2 separate regions of the Homo sapiens genome follow, and region 2 is linked to region 1. A link is a contact called in ENCODE Hi-C or POLR2A ChIA-PET data. All regions are on one chromosome and are shown on one strand. Each heading gives the region's core, a stretch centred on a gene start or an enhancer-like site at or near the end of the contact. The rest is flanking DNA. Distances are from core to core; before and after follow the strand shown. Region 1 overlaps KL (klotho). Region 2 has its middle 49 kb from the start of LINC02344.

Region 1 (2,688 bases), core at 73-2,572:
GGGAATGCTGTCAGAGTATTTTTCCACTGTGATGCACCCCACAAATCATGTTTCCTTAGCTTTGAAGGACAGAATATTTGCACGCTCTTTTGAAGCGTTCAGAGTTTGAAGGAATTTTTTGGATTATTTTTATAGAGCTCTGAGTTGACTAAATTCATAACTTTTTTTTTTAACCGTGATTGTTCCAAAACAACAGCTTTTATTCAGTCCATCTGAAAACAAATATGAAAGACTAGGGTATCATTTCTGGAGGAAAAAAAAAGTTTCTTGAAAATACAGGACAGGCCGGGCATGGTGGCTCACGCCTGTAATCCCAGCACTTTGGGAGGCCGAGGTGGGTGGATCCCGAGGTCAGGAGATTGAGACCATCCTGGCTAACACAGTGAAACCCGGTCTCTACTAAAAATACAAAAAATTAGCCGGGTGCGGTGGCGGGCACCTGTAGCCCCAGCTACTCAGGAGGCTGAGGCAGGAGAATGGCGTGACCTTAGGAGGCGGAGCTTGCAGTGAGCCGAGATCACGCCACTGCACTCCAGCCTGGGCGACAGAGCAAGACTCTGTCAAAAAAAAAGAAAAAAAAAAAAAGAAAATACAGGACTTTTGGGGCAAAATTCCACCTAACCTCCATTAATTTGTTAACTAAGATTTTACTAAAAAAATAAAATAGTGAAGTTGGACCTTTCAGAAGGAACGGCTATTAAAACATGTATTTAGTATGTTATGGGAGAAACTTTCTCCTAACAGGGACCAATGTTAAAGAGGCTCTATGTCCTCACTACATAGTGAGTTCAATATTTATATTAACTATGAGCATCCGTGGTTATGGGAAAACAAACCTCTCAGCCGAGAAAGTGGGTCCAAGTAAAGTGACAATCCATGTGAATGAGCCTAAAGTCAGGTTGTGTGCTTCTTAGGATATTATTTTTCAAGTTGTTCAGGTGAAATGCATGCCTCAAACACTGAAAGTCTGAAATACTAGCCAGGAGGGAAAAGATGAAGTTCAGTGGTTTAAAAATCACTTCTCAGGACTTTAATATAATGTCTTAAAGCTGTAGAGTACTGTTTGTAAGTGAAAACACACACACCTCAGAACTGACATACAAAGAACTTATTTTGACTACGTCAGGTCAGTTAGGGAGTTAGCTTGAGAAGGGTACTGTCAATATAACACAAAGCCTGAGGTGAAAACCAGAAGAAGAAAATAGCAATTGCAGCCTTTCCCCACCAGGGAGCTTCCAGAGAAGCTCTCATCTGCTGTGGGTTTGAGAGTGACTTAATTTTGTGTTTGTTGGGTTCTGCACAGGAGGAGACTGCCAGGAGGAGGGGTGGGGTCCCCAAGCTGATGAGGAAAAAAGGACCGTGTGATCTGAGAGAGAGACCTCTGGGGCCAATTAGTGGCTGACCTTAGGTCAGATTCTAAAACAATAGCTTCTAGAGTGTAGTAGGAAAAGGAATTATCTCCCATCTCCCTTGCTATTCACTGCTATACTTATTGCTTCTGACCAGCGTTTTCTCTTCTCCCTCAAGGAAATAGGATGTACCCTTAAGACTTTCTCACTATTTACCAATTCCCAAAGCCAGCGCACAGCCCCCTGATGAGGAATAGAACAGGAGAAGTAGGGCTCCCTCCGACACCCCCACTCTTGTTCTGCATTCGTTCCCATGATCTGCACAGCAATGCTGGCTGGGAGATTGTGCCGCATACAAAGGACTGAACCTGCCAGACTCAGGCTGCTATCAGAGATCCGTGCTCAGCAGGGAGCAGGCAGAAGGTCAAGAGATAGAACAAGGACCAGGGACCATCCGATCTATCCCCAACCCCAGTAAAGAGGAGGAGGAAGGAAGGCTACGGAGGTCTTCTTCCCTTTCTCCTCCCCTTCTTCCTCACCAGCCTCACTTCTCCCACCTCAGATCCTCTCTGAACCCCACAGTGGAATCCACTCTGAGGAGGGAAATTAGGATAAGGAGATTTCAAATAGCAGGAGGCTGGGAGAGAAGGAGAGAGTCGGGGCAGGGCAGAAAATTGCACACCGAGCAGGAGGGAGCTCAGAAGCCTTTCTCCTGGGCTCACATATCCTGGCATAAAAGATGACACATCCAGTCATTTTTTTTTTTAAGAGACGGACTCTTGCTCTGTCACCCAGGCTGGAGTGCAGTGGCGCAATCTCGGCTCACTGCAAGCTCCGCCTCCTGGGTTCATGCCATTCTCCTGCCCCAGCCTCCAGAGTAGCTGGGACTACAGGTGCCCGCCACCACACCCGGATAATTTTTTTTTTTTTTTTTGTATTTTTAGTAGAGACGGGGTTTCACCGTGTTATTCAGGATGGTCTTGATCTCCTGACCTCATGATCCGCCCGCCTCGGCCTCCCAAAGTGCTGGGATTACAGGCGTGAGCCAGTCATCTTTTAAATGGAAGGCGAGGGTTTAAGTCTGAGACTGCCTGTAAAATGAACTGGGTGGTCTGAAAAAGAAGAATAATCCCAACCAGCAAAAAATGTACTAAGGATGGTGTTAATTTATTTCCTTATAAATAAAAGATTTCAATTGGATATTTACAAGAAAACAGCAACCCATTTCACATTCTTCCAAGTGTTTCCTTTCAAGCTGTGATTTGCAGAACCAATTAATTGGCTACCATAACCCAACATGTCAAAGCCAACTGCTTGTCTATGGACACTGAACTCTGTC
Region 2 (2,688 bases), core at 58-2,557, 330 kb before region 1:
ATATTCCGAACCTTTCTTCCAAACCAAAAATCTGGATTTCCAAGGTGTGTTGAAACTATTATCAACCCAGACATGCATATATATATATATATATATTCCGAACCTTTCTTCCAAACTAAAAATCTGGATTTCCAAGGTGTGTTGAAACTATTATCAATCCAGACATGCATGTGTATATATATATATTCCGAACCTTTCTTCCAAACTAAAAATCTGGATTTCCAAGGTGTGTTGAAACTATTATCAACCCAGACATGATTCAGGAAAAAGATTATGTATATTCTTTGGAGTCTCTTTCTATTCTCTGCCATCATTTTGGTTCCATATGTAGGTCATCTGCTCTCTGCTAGTTTACCACCCATGCTCTTCCCATGGAGCCCTGGGCACATTTAACTAAGTCCCTCCTTGCTCAGCATGCAGTCTTTTTTGAGGGTAGAGGTGGGTGGAGTAAGGATTAAGGAGATGGGCAGGATATGAGTACCACAGTGGATGAAGAGATCAAAGAGTTTGAGGACTACATTTCTGTAGAACACGGTGGGTGTCATTAACTAAACCATTAGAGTAGTTTCAATACTCTGTACTTTGAGTCCTTATTCTACAATTCAAATTAGTATATTCTATTTTTATGCTAATTCACTGTTGTACTACTCTACTTCCAGGATTATTTACTTTTGTGCTACAGTACATAACTGCTACATTTTAAAGTTCATTGCAGCTTATTAATATTAAATGACGTGATTCAAAAGCATTTGCTTTCTCGGGCCAGTGGACACAGAGTACTCTTAAGATGCATTAAAATATGGATTGGTCAGTGTTTAACAAACCCTACTGAGTGGTTTCTGTGATTTAACAGTCAGCTTCCCGGACTCTTAGCTTGGCTGGCAACATGACAGTGCTTTAACCATTGATTTAGAAACTGAAGAGAAGGATTTCCGTTCAACAGCCACCAAGTAATAAACAGCAGGGTTAAAGCTAAAGGAAGAAGCTACCTAGTTGTTATTATTGGTTGTTAGATTCAAAGCAATGTCACTGTTCCTTTTATCTGAGTACAGCCTGTGATCAGACCTCATTGTACAAGACACTGTCCTTAAGCCTTAGTTATCTTTGCTGTAGAGCTGGGCTAGCCAACCAAGTTGCTCTCCCAGGGATAATTTATCTTGCAGGTGACACATTAAATAGAACCACGCAATCAAAGTTTGAATTCTAGCCTTCTGTTGTCTTGGTTGGTCAGGCTAAATTAATAATCGAACCTGGTGCCCTTGAACGAGCTCCCTGCTGTATACATTTAGCTGGCCAAACCACTTCCCCTCCCCCGACACTCCACCTCCTCATGGATGAAAACTTCTGGTAGAAAAACAAACTCACGAAGGAGAAAAGTACCAGGTGCATGAGACATGCAGATGACTAGAAAGGGAATGTGCAGCTTCGTGTTCGTGTTTCTTTTTTTTTTTTTTTTTTTTTTTTTTTTGAGACAGTCTCACTCCGTTTCTCAGACTGGAGTGTAATGGCACAATTTCAGCTCACTGCAACCTGTGCCTCCCAGGTTCAAGCAATTCTTCTGCCTCAGCCTCCCAAGTAGCTGGGATTACAGGTGCATGCCACCATGCCCTGCCAATTTTTTTCTTTTTTTTTTGTATTTTTAGTAGAGATGGGGTTTTGCCACGTTGGCCAGCCTGGTCTCAAACTTCTGATCTTAGGTGATCCACCTGCCTTGGCCTCCCAAAGTGCTGGGATTACAGGTGTGAGCCACTGCACCCAGCCACAGCTTTGTATTTCAAATCAAACACTGACTGTGTGCCAGTTACACTGGTCCCTGCAGAAGCCATTGCCAGACCTTTTTTTTTGACACAGGGTCTCACATTGTTGCCCAGGTGGGAGTTCACTGCAGCCTCGACCTTTTAGCCTCAAGCGATTCTCCTGCCTGGGACTCCCAAAGTGCTGGGATTACAGACATGAGCCACTGTGGCCAGCCTTACTGCCAGATTCTTCTCCGTGTGTAGTATTCCGTGGTAAACTCAGCCTCAAAGGAAGCATACGCTACCCATGTGGCATGTCTGTGAGACAAAGAAAGGGAAATAGTGGGAGAAACATGAAATGTCTTATGAGGGAATCTAAATAAATTTTGAAAGTTTGATTTCCAATATTTCATTTTTCAATTTATAATGGAAGCTCTAACTAGATGTTACCCACCATCCCAGACCAGCCCAGACCCACTAGGCCAAAAATATTTAAAGTATGTAAATGCCAATTATGTTGCGTATATAAATAAAGTACTGCCTGGAAGCTAGATATCATGGAATGATACTAAAGGCAGTTAAGTTTACGTTGTTCACTAATTATAATAGTAATAGCTAATATTTATTTAGCTATCAACAGAATAGCTAAATCATAGGAATACCATTTTTCTATAATGCTTATCGGTGGAAGAGCATTTATTTCTTATCAGTGTTACCAATGTAATCATGTTCTTCTGTAATTTCAAACATAAGATAGCCTATTTGTTACCAATGGAATCGCATTTTTCTGTAATTTCAAATGAGGCCTAGGCTATAGCCAATATATGTAGAGTCACAATTTCTACTCTCTTAAATTATGGCCTTTTAGAGTTCTTGAATCCATGTTTATTTGTTTACTTAACATTTGTGTGCTGGATGCTACAATGCAATATCGAGCAGAATCAGGGTCCCT

The links. A loop is a pair of places that touch in the nucleus more often than their neighbours do. ChIA-PET counts read pairs that join two places held with the same protein, here RNA polymerase II (POLR2A). Pooled maps may share reads with other maps.
Region 2: a map of naive thymus-derived CD4-positive, alpha-beta T cell shows a loop between it and region 1 (5-fold over the local background). The contact joins two enhancer-like sites. A Hi-C loop is called at or near these places in 1 of 168 maps with a recorded cell type or tissue (naive thymus-derived CD4-positive, alpha-beta T cell) and 2 of 50 pooled maps. POLR2A ChIA-PET finds 5 or more read pairs at or near these places in 1 of 52 experiments (activated CD4-positive, alpha-beta memory T cell).

What each region holds. Positions count from the first base shown.
Region 1 is chr13:33,056,235-33,058,922 of GRCh38, reverse strand. All of the region lies in intron 3 of KL (klotho), which reads right to left. Among named protein-coding and RNA genes, the nearest start is that of KL, 41 kb to the right of the region's middle. Within about 2 kb of position 1,322, at least 3 of the 41 ENCODE cell types and tissues checked have a DNase peak (open chromatin) inside an H3K27ac peak, as active enhancers do.
Region 2 is chr13:33,382,535-33,385,222 of GRCh38, reverse strand. It overlaps a transcript of STARD13 not described here. Among named protein-coding and RNA genes, the nearest start is that of LINC02344, 49 kb to the right of the region's middle. Within about 2 kb of position 1,307, at least 2 of the 41 ENCODE cell types and tissues checked have a DNase peak (open chromatin) inside an H3K27ac peak, as active enhancers do.